Regions from separate parts of the Homo sapiens genome. Here region 2 is linked to region 1. Evidence: read pairs that join two places in POLR2A ChIA-PET (ENCODE). Cell type or tissue: Panc1. All regions are shown on one strand. Links, peaks and the distances in the headings refer to the core of each region. The heading gives the core; the rest is flanking DNA.

The links. Peaks named below come from ENCODE experiments on the same cell type or tissue, not always from the same donor. Only the 100,000 strongest peaks of a DNase experiment are listed, where the experiment ranks them.
Region 2: POLR2A ChIA-PET joins it to region 1 with 17 read pairs; 2 of 35 experiments call an interaction of 5 or more read pairs at or near these places.

What each region holds. Positions count from the first base shown.
Region 1 is chr5:143,634,474-143,641,040 of GRCh38, forward strand. No RefSeq gene overlaps it. Among named protein-coding and RNA genes, the nearest start is that of MIR5197, 42 kb to the right of the region's middle. In Panc1, for the core only: no CTCF peak of the experiment used is centred there; no DNase peak of the experiment used is centred there.
Region 2 is chr5:143,339,374-143,344,373 of GRCh38, forward strand. All of the region lies in intron 2 of NR3C1 (nuclear receptor subfamily 3 group C member 1), which reads right to left. Among named protein-coding and RNA genes, the nearest start is that of NR3C1, 62 kb to the right of the region's middle. In Panc1, for the core only: a CTCF peak has its summit at 3,915; a DNase peak (open chromatin) is centred at 2,618; H3K27ac peaks cover 2,652 bases.

The DNA.
Region 1 (6,567 bases), core at 600-5,599:
CCTCTTTCAAAGGAATATTGATGATTAGAGGTTATCCTGGGAAGAAGAACCAGGATGGCTAAGATTTACAGGTCCTCATGTGCAGGCCCTCACTAGAGGCAAGCAGGCTGTTTAACTTGGAGGAGAGAAGAGTTAGGGAGGGCACGTTTACTGTCTTTAAATCCCTAACGAGGAGCCAACTTCATCTGGGTGGGTCCAGAGGGCCAAACCAGAACCAAAAGAGGAAATGTCAGAGACACTGAGATCAGTCCAATGTAAGAAAAAACTTTGACCTTATAATAATTATATCTGTGCAACAATAGAAATGACTGGATCTTGAAATAGTGAGTTGTCATTAGAAGTGTTCCAACAGAGGATGAATAACCTGTGTGGACATAAAACTCACTCAACACTTATTGCACATCTACTAAATGGCAGATGATTAGTGGGGAGTAGAAAGATTAATGTGATGTAATCCCTGATCACAGGGTGTTGGAAGTCTACAGTGGGTAGATGACAGGTAAACAGCTATTTATTCTGTGTGGTAAGTGATATTGTAGAGTTTGTGCAAACTTTTATGGAGACATTAATTCTGCTTTGGATAATCAGAAAGTATTGTGAGGAAGTTATATTTACTGAGACTTGAATAATGATCTGGAGTTTATATTGCTGGGAAATAAACTATCAATGCAGGGGAAATTCAGTGAATTGTAAAATCTAAGAAAAAAGAAGAGAAAGAAAAAGAAAAGAAAAGAAATAAAATAAAATAAAATAAAAACAGAAAGGAAGGGAGACAGAAAGTAAGACAGAAAGAAAGAAGAAAGAAAGCAAGAAAGCACAAAAGCAAGCAAGCAAGAAAGAACAAAGAAGTGGTTGCCTTATCTGGATGGCTGGTGGCTATGACTCAAGGCTCACTAGATGAAGTGGAGAGAGTAAATAAAGCCAGAGATCTTTAAAAGTCCCAGGCAGAGGCATGGAACTGGATCCAGAAGGAAAACGTCAAAGAGCATACAAGGGCGGTCCTTCCCCTGGTTTGCTTTTTTTGTGGAGAGTCAGCCACCTTTGATGCAGTTGTTCACACACTTCCAGTGGCCTGTGAAATCCCTCAGGAGCAGGGGGAGCTTATGATCTAGTTTGATGGTAGGACTTTACTGTGAAGCTTGAATCCCCCCAGATTTGCTTAGAAATATAACTGGGAGGCTGGGCGCGGTGGCTCATGCCTGTAATCCCAGCACTTAGGGAGGCCAAGGTGGGTGGATCACCTGAGGTCGGTAGTTCGAGGCCAGCCTGACCAACATGGAGAAACCCCATCTCTACTAAAAATACAAAATTAACCAGGCATGTTGGTGCGTGCTTGTAATCTCAGCTACTCGGGAGGCTGAGGCAGGAGAATCGCTTGAACCCGGAAGGCAGAGGCTGTGGTGAGCCGAGACTGCACCACTGTGCTCCAGCCTGGGCAACAAGAGCGAAACTCCATCTCCAAAAAAAAAAAAGAAAAAAGAAAGAAAAGAAATATAACTGGGAAAGATGGATGAGTTTTGGAAAAGAGGTCAGTTTTGTTTTGTTTTTCCCAAAGGGTGTGGTGAACTGAAGTAGCCAGAGGGACAAGAAGCAGGAGAGTGAATAATCATCCCTAACGCTCTGCAACATATGAGAAGAGGGGAAGCAAACCACTCACACTGACAACTCCTTTCTTTAGCTCCAATCCAGACTCAACAAAAAAGGACTTATTTGACAAAGATACATGGCACTTGATGGCAAGCAGTGGCAGTATGATAAACTGGTAAAGCAGTCCAAGACTTAAGGCCTAAGCTTTTGCTTCTGGGCTATGTGACCTTGGATGAATTACCTCACCTCTCTGAGCTTCAATAGTCTGCAAAATTTGCAAAATGAGGTACAAGTATTGATCACTCAGAGAAGCTGTGGGGATGACACAGGATAATGTTATATAGCTCTATTAGTGTGCTAGCACAGTTCTAGCCATGTAGCAGGGAGTCGTGAATTATAACCATTGTTATTATTTTATTCTTAGGAATAATACAAGTTAAAAAAGGAATTAATAGTTAGGGCTTATTGGACTTTGGGGGACAATTGATTCAACAAATTTGAGCACCTACCCTGTTCAAGGCACTCATTTTGTGCTGGGAAAACAGCACAGAAAGTCATTTCTTCCTTCAGAGAATTACATTCTATATGAGAGATACAGACAAGAAAATAAACAAACATAGATAAAGAGAAGAGCTATAAAGAAATTTAAAAAAGAACACAGGGGTCACACTATGCTTGTGCTGTGAATAAGAACATTGGCTGAACCTGCAATATTTGGGGAAGGATGTCAATTCCTGAAGGCTGACATGAGGTCTACATTGAATGTCAGACTGACTCAGTGACTTTATATCCCATATAGTCACACTTTTATGTCTTAATGAAGTCAGGTTTCAGACAAATTGGTTCATTCATTTCCGAGGACCCCCATACTTCTTTCGGTCTTGGATAAGTTGAATTACTCATTCACTAAGTATTTTGGCAGAACCTTCAACTGATGCGTATTTTTAGCGCTGGGTTCATGTGTAAAAAAAAAAATACATTTGGAGGGGCCGAATGAATAATGGAAGAGGAAAATAAAATAGCAAACTGTGTTTTTCAAACGTCAGCTTGGTAGTAATGGAGCAGAAAGTATTGGGTGATTCATAGCATATGTGAGGCTAAAAACAAACATAAGCAAAATACCAAATTGTTCAAAGTCTCACAGGGAGGGTGCCAATCATGAAAGAGCTCGAACTGACAAAAAGAGTGAGAAGGGCCAGCATAGGGGGTGTGGGGAGACAGAGACAGACATTGACATAAAATAGTAAGATTCAAGAAGAATGTTCTGTTTGAATGTGATGACCAAAAGCATATTTTTGGGAGAGTTTAGAAGAATGTCTCTCCAGAGCCCAGACGTAGCCTCTGAGTAAACAAGGAAATCGTGGCCTATATCTTTGAATTTATAGTTTGACCCTGAAAATGTGCACTTTGGTCAGCAAAATGTTAAGAGGAATTTTCAACAACAGAAGTAGCTGATAATCATGATTGTAAAAACACTTAGCGTTTCCATATAAATGTCTTCAAAGAAGAGAGTGAGCTTTTAATAACAACTCCATATTGTGAAGTCAAGGCTGTTAATGGCATATACTTTACACACAAACGACTTTAATACAATTTATGCCATCACCTTGAAACCCGTTCTAGGAAATATCTCCAAGATTTAGTTTAGATTCTTCTCTGTTATCCAGAGCTGAGCCCCTGATTCAAGCAAGCTTATCATTTATTTTTTTCTGTAGTCTCTTAAGCCTCAAATCTACCATTTATTTTTAGTTTGTGATGTTTCCTGTCTCTGAATGTCATTTTGCCAATCTCCCTCCTGGCTTCCCTCTACTCTTTGACGTTTAGCTCAAATGTCTCTCCTTCAGTGAACTTCTTAAGCAGAGTCACTCATAACTTGATCTGGTTTCCTGCAGCATTTTATACACATCTTTATAATTCCTTTGTTAATCATTCTCATGCCTATTGTTTATTTTTTGTCCTTTAGGTGCCAGGCACTGTATTAAGCATATTACCTAAATTCTTTACTTTAATACTTGCTATTGCTTTATGAGATAGATATCATTATTATTCTCATTCATGATTGAGGTTAAGTAAGTTGCTTCATTTCATCCACCTAATAAGAGATAGCATCTGACTTCTTACTCGAGAACACATACTCTCAAGTACATGCTATGTGGCCTCTCATATCACCATACTGTTTGCTTTTGCTGGTGTTGCAAGTTTATTTGTGTTCACATCTATCTCCCTCTTTACATAAAATACATGTACAGGTCTTGCCTAGGTTGGAGGGATAGATGAAATACAGGGCTGGTCAGGAGTCTATTTACTGGTTCTGTCCATGATGCAGGAGACAAAGTTGTTAGCGTAGTCAAGGTTGATTACTGGGAGGTTACTTGAAGGAAAATGCCTTAGACCGGTGGTCCCCAAAGTTTTTGGCACAACGGACCAGTTTTGTGGAAGACAATTTTTCCATGAACCAAGGAGGAGGGGTTTGTTTTGTGATGATTCAAGCACATTACATTTATTGTGCATTTTATTTCTATTATTACTACATTGTAATATATAATGAAATAATTATACAACTCACCATAATGTAGAATCAGTGGGAGACTTGGATTTGTTTTCCTCCAACTAGTCGGTCCCATCTGGGGGTGATGGGAGGAGTGACAGATTGTCAGGCATTAGGTTCTGATAAGGAGTACACAACCAAGATTCCTCGCATGTGCAGTTCACAATAGGAACTCTTCCTCCTATGGGAATCTAATGCCGCCTCTCATCTGACAGGAGGCAGAGCACAGGTGGTAATGTGAGTGATGGGGAGCGGCTGTAAACACAGATGAAGCTTTGCTTGCTCACCTGCTGCTCACCTCCTGCTGTGCAGCATGGTTCCTAACAGGCCATGGACCAGTACCAGTCTGTGGCCCAGGGACTGGGGACCCCTGCCATAGACAAAATTGGTAACAAGAGTCAAAAATCAGAAATGAAGAAAACAATTCAGGACAATGGAAGTTACATAGGAATCAAAGGTTAAGAAAGATCTTGTTCAGACAAAATTTTAATTGGACACAATATTTACACACACAGAAGAAAGGGCATTCTTTTTCACTTGGTATATACTATGCATGGCCAAGTGTTATAAACTTCTTGGATGTACTAACCATATAAATCTCAAAATAAGTTTCTAGACTCTCCTGGTATATCAGTTCCTTCTCATTTGGGACATATGCACATTTCTATTGCAATTCTTACTGCTTAGTATTGTTTAAGAGACAATCATGCCTTGTGGGGCTCAGATCTTTTCAAGAACATTGGGTATATCTTATCCATCTTTGTGGTCCAATGTCTAACAACTAGTGAGCTATAAAAGGTGGGCCAGTATGTAAATAAAATTGAAACAAACAAGAATGTTTTCTATAGCATTTGTAAAATAATTGGCTATATATTTTTTAAAAACCCTCAAAATTCATGTTTTCTATAAATAAAACACACAGTACTTTTTTTTTGTAAGTTTAAGTTCTGGGATACATGTGCAGAACGTGCAGGTTTGTTACATAGCTATACATGTGCCATGGTGGTTTGCTGCACCTGTCAACCAGTCATTTAGGTTTTAAGCCCTGCATGCATTAGTTGTTTGTCCTAATGCTCTCCATCTTCTTGCCCCCCACCCTCTGACAGGCCCCGGTGAACACACAGTACTTTTCTAGGGAGTTAAAGATTCATTCAACAACTGGGACATTTAGACAATTGAAGAGAATTTCAGAGATAATGGATCATAACTATGTTTTTCCTCTCCCTTCTTTCTTCTGGAAAGGTAGAAATATGTATCCTTTTACTGACTCCCTTGATAACTTCCCACCAAGGCCATGACATTTAGAAGGTAGTATTTATTGTAGAATTGTAAGAAATGGACATAGTTTTCATCCCTTAAATATGTTTTCTGACTACTAAAAACAGTACCTAGTGGTTGAGAAAACAATTGACCATTTATTTATGTATTTCTTCATTCATGCAATGAAAACATAGTTAAAGCCTTTTGTATGCAAGTCTTTAAGCTAGCTACCAGGAATATAATTATGAGCCAAAATAGACATGGTCTTTGCTCTCCTGCTGTTTATTATCAAATGAGGGTCATCAAGTAATTAACTAAAATTATACCTTGCAAAGGGTTTCAAAGAGAGCTATATGGTGCTATGAGAACAAATAATAGGGGAAAGAGAAGCACAATATAAGCCAAACATGGAGATGTTGGAGTAGGTAGATCTTGCTGGGTATAACATCATGTTAAGGATTCTGGTATTTACCCCAAGAGCCACAATACGTTGTAGGCACTGAGTTAATGAAATTAGATGGTGCTTTCAAAAGACTACTTTGTTTATAGTGTAGAGAATAGGACGCAGGGAACAAGAGGAAAGTAAGACACTAATTAGATGGTTTAGATGTTGGTCTAAGTGAGAGTAGATAGTAACGTGGACCAGGTTTAAGGTCTTGGGAAACTGAAAACGAACTAGTTTCACTATTTATTTATTTATTTATGTATTATTTTTGAGACAGAGTCTTGCTCTGTTGCCCAGGCTGGAGTGCAGTGGCACGATCTCCGGTCACTGCAACCTCCACCTCCTGGGTTCAAGTGATTCTCTTGCCTCAACCTCCCAAGTAGCTGGGATTATAGGCGTCTGCCACCACACCTGGCTAATTTTTGTATTTTTAGTAGAGGCAGGGTTTCGCCATGTTGGTCAGGCTGGTCTTGAACTCCTGACCTCAGGTGATCTCCCCATCTCAGCCTCCCAAAGTGCTGGAATTACAGTTGTGGGCCACTGTTCCTGGCCTCACTCTTCTGATTTCAAATAGAAGTCCATGGGTTGAGCAAAACCTACTGGGACTACTCATTAGCAGGTGGAGGGAAACTGTAGCTGTGCCACTTGGAAGAAAAAGTCACCTGTGGGCTTTCAGTTTAGTTATTTATACTTATGCATTTGACCTAATGAAGATGCTTCAGCTTGA
Region 2 (5,000 bases), core at 1-5,000, 300 kb before region 1:
TAATTCTCTTATCTTCTCCCCTATTTTACATTGCTGTCTTTTTGCTCTTATTTCTGGGATATTTTCTTACTTTTATCTTTCAATCCTTCAACTGAGCTTTTCATTTATGTTATCATCCTTTTAACTTTCAAGAGTTTAGTTTTATTCTCTGAATGTTCCCTTTTTCAAAATCCTTTAATTTGATAAATGCATTATTTTTCTTATTTCTGAGGATATAAGTAATAGGTTTGAGGGAAGTTTCCTTATCCAAGATGACTGCTCTGTTGTTTGTTCTGATCTCTGTCCTGAAGCTAGAAGCTCTCCCCTTCCTTTCACCCTATCCTTCTCCTCCTTCCTTCTAGGCTGAGGGTTGGTGGGGCTCCGGACTAAAGGATTCCAGACACAGCTGAGAGTAGAAATATCTTAAAAACAAAAGGAAGTTTAAGTGAGCCATTACATACCAAATTATTAATGGCATTCATTCAGTTGAAGAACACAGAGAAAAAGAAGAATGAAGAAAAATTAACAGAACTTCATGGACCTGAGAGACAGTATCAAATGGCCTTACATATGAATGGAGTCCCAGAAGGGGAAGACAATGAAAATTCAAGAGAAAGATAATGAAGACATAATGACTAGAATTAGTTAATTTAGCATGGTCACAGGACACAATATTTTTAAAACATTCTATATATGCGACAAACAATTGGAAAATAAAATTTATATTAATATAATTTAATAACTAGCAAAACACATATACACAATAGATATGGGACAAAAGATGTGCAAGAGCTTTACAGGAAAAATGAGAAAATATTGCTGAAAGGAACTAAAGATCTGAAAATATTGTTGAAATAAACTAAATATCTGACTAAATGGAGAGATATACAGTGTTCCTGGATTGGAAGACTCAATATAGACTCAATCCCCAAATTGAAGTCTCTTATACCCAAATTGATTTAATTTCAATGCAATACCAATCATAATCCCAGCAGGCTTTTTTTGTGTGTGTATAGAAATTGACAGGCTGACTCTAAAATTTATAGGGAATACAAAGGACCTGGAAGAACCTTAGACTTTGGCCCTGCCTTCTGGGGAAGGGTTAGTTATCTCTTTAAAGATGATTTTTTTTTTTTTTTTTTTTTTTTGAGACAGAGTCTCGCTCTGTCGCCCAGGCTGGAGTCCAATGGCACAATCTTGGCTCACTGCAACCTCCGCCTCCTGGGTTGAAGAGATTCCCCTGCCTCAGCCTCCCGAGTAGCTGGGATTACAGGTGCGCGCCACCACGCCCAGCTATTTTTTGTATTTTTAGTAGAGACAGGGTTTCACCATGTTGGCCAGGCTGGTCTTGAACTCCTGACCTCGTGATCCGCCCGGCTTGGCCTCCCAAAGTGCTGGGGTTACAGACATGGGCCACCACACCCGGCCAAAAGGCGATATTTTTTAAAACACATCAATTGATTTACCAAATATATATTTTTAAACTTTTAGGCTTGGGGATACATGTGAGGGTTCGTTAAATAGGTAAACACATGTCACGGGGGCTTGTTGTACATATTATTTCATCACCCAGATATTAGGCCCAGTACCCAATAGTTGTATCTTTTCTGCTCCTCTCCCTCCTCCCACCCTCAGTACCAGGAATTAAATATGAATAATGAAGGTAGCTCAGCCAATAAAACTGAATCAGTTCTTCAGTCTGTGGGCAAACACAAAATTCTTCTTTCAGAGGTTTGATAAGCTGTTGTAGTTTCGAAATGATCCAAATAATAACTTACATGACTTGATTTATTAAGAAGCCTGAAATATATTAAACAAATCACAGCTCCAAAGAATGAACAATAGGATAATGGAATGTTAAAGGAAAACAAACCAATTTAAAGGAAATTTCCATCTGCAAAAGGCTTAGTAGGATCTGCTAACTCAGAATCAGGAGTGTTCTTTAATTTATGAGGTTCTCATTTCAGTACTTTAAAAAATTAACGGTAAATGGCCCCATGGCTTATAGCAAAAGGAGACATTCTATTTAAGCAAAGTTATTAGAACAATGGTGATTGTGAGAAGAGCTGAAAACAAAAGTCAGTCACTCAGCAACTAGAATGCCAGAAAGAAAAAAGAAAAGACAAAAATAGAAATACATCTACCACTGGTCCTTTCAGGACATCTGGATACATGGCTCATAACTACCCCAAGTAACATCCCTTTCAAACACAAGAAGAGAAGTCTTCTAACTGCCAAAACTGTTCTAACAGAACATGTGTATCATATCCTAATTAGTATTAGCATATTTTTTGACCACCAGAAAGTTGAAAGTGAAATGATGTTATTTAATATAAACCTGTTCTTAAATAATACTTCTCCTAAGAATATTTTTTAGTTATTAAAATAGAATTTTGGGGAAAGAAAAGACCCACTTCAAATACTCTGTGGTCAAATATAAAATTATAATTTACAACAGATAATATATTCAAATGCCCTCAAATTTTATTATGAATTGAACTGAAATATTAGTACTATGGGCTTAACATCAATAATTTTATAGCAAAGAAAATACAGAGAGGGAGGAGGGGCAAAATGAATGTCTTTTTATCACATGTCCTGACTCACTTCTACTGGTGCTTGTCCAGGATGATGCAATTATTGAATCATAAGCTGTTCCACTGATGCCATGTTCAAAATGACAAGTCTCAGTCTCTCAGACTTTCAACAAGAATCTACGACAGCCACAGTCAAAACAGTATGAATAACAAAAAGGTGCCATGCAGGTGTTTCACAGAAAAAAAAAAACCAAGAAACTATTACATTTTAAGAATTAAAATTTCTTTCCTTCTGGTTACTTCGTTTAGTCTGTTCATTTTTTATGATCATACTATAATGACGGAGGCTAACTCTTGCTTAGTACGTGGCAGGCACTATGCCAAATCATCTACAGGAATTATCTTGGTTATTTTAATCTTGGCAACATCTCTGAGAATGGGTTCTATTAATATCCCCACTTAAGGGATAAGGAAACTGAGGCTTAGAAGGTCTACTGTCCAAGGTCACCAAGGTGGTGGCTCTGTGAGAACTGGAATCTAGATTCTCAGACCTCCAGGGGAGGAGTTTACTCAATGCATTCTGTTGTTGCTCTCCATATTGATGACATATCAATGACATTTATTATGGAAAAACATTTGCTGAATCAATTTAAGAGAAGTTGGAAATGTCAGTAAAAACCTTCATAGCAGTATGAGAATATGTTTCCAAAAACCAGGAGAAGGAGATGCCCCAAAATGTTTTAAGAAGGAATCAGAAAGTCCTGAGCAAGGAAGCATCGAAAAATGATCGAGTTCCTAGCCAGGAGCCAGGAAATGTGCTTTGTAATTGGAATTATAACTGCCCTGAGTAAAACAGATTGTGTTTTCATGAAGCTTCAACAGCTCATTGTAGGAGACATACAAGGAAAAGGCCAGTTAAAATACACTGTGATTCATGCCGCCATGTGAGAATATCAAAGGACCTTTAGACATAGAGAGGTGTCAGAGAAGTCTTCTGATTTGCTACGAGCTGGAAAGGTAAGTAGAGAGGGAAGTCGAGGAAGAGAAGACAGTCATGTGTGAAGTTTCCTGGCACCCAGAGTATAGCTCTTTTAGGGGAACCCAAAGACAACAGAAGATGACAAAAAAATATACTAAATAACACTAGAAAACACTGTCCAACCAAGGTTCTAAGTGATCTGAAAGTCACAGGTTAAATTTCATAAGGACAAATATAAGATAGCATCTAGGGAATGGAAAGTGACAAGCACAATGGTCATACTGCCTTTTCATATTTAGAATGGCACAGTATTCTAGTGCAATGCAGAGCCCAGAACTAGGAAATGGGCAACTACTGGGATTCCAGATATCTTTCTATCACCAACTCACAGGGTGACAATCAACAGCTCTTTCAGCTTCCCTGGGTTTCGGCTCCCTCTTTGGTAACTCATGGATAAAGCTAATTGTCTAGCAGGAGGCAGGTTGCTTGACCTGATAGTCTCCTCGGGACTTTCTAAAATCAATGACTCTCTAACTCAGATACATGATGGCTAACAACCAGGGATGAACAACAATACTATCTTAATGAGAACCACTAATAGAAATTAACACTATGTGTGAGGTAGGTACTATTATTATCCCCATTATATAGACAAAGAAAAATGCAAACTCAGAGAAGTTAAATTATCTGCACAATTTCATATAACTAGCCATTAGTGGAGTCAGAGTTCTCTTTCAGGCATCCCAGCTACAGAGTCCATATCCCTAACCATCAGAATATGCCATATGCTTCCTCTTTCTTACAAGTTGCAATATTCCCAGTATTGTTACTCTGTGTGTATTTATGATACGTAACTTTTTAATCTTCATAATATTCTTGGAAGGTGTTATTCCCATTCAGAGATGAAATCAAAACCTTGAGAGTTCCTACAGGGATTTAGTTGTGGCACTGGGCCTAGATTTTATCATGACCTCTATCACTATGCTCTTTCAAATACAGCAAATTATAGAGATTAAATAAACCAGCATCATAGATAAATGAACTGCAAATCTCATTCACTCAATTTTTTGTCATCAATTAATTTATAAAAAGAATATTAGTATTAACAAAAGATATTTTACTTTTATAAATCAGTCACTGTCAGCTATTTTTTTTTCTAAATTGTAGAATTTTACTAATTATGTTCCTTTTGGACTGTATAAGATGTAGCACCTTTAAGTTATTTAACTATGACATAGTGCTTAGAATTTAAACATTTTTAAACATTATATTTTGCTATGGCTCATTTGGAAAATCTAAGCTTTAAAAAGACTAAGACAAATTAGGTAAGAGAGAAAAAGTAGACTCCCAACAATTTTTCATACCCATATCGTACAAAAGTTTGCTTTTCTAATATTATAAAGCCAATTCTTAAATTTTATTTCAGCATGTCCTGATAGTACACAGGTGAAACCAAACAACCACCACATCAAAATAATAGCAAAGACAACAACTAATACTAATTA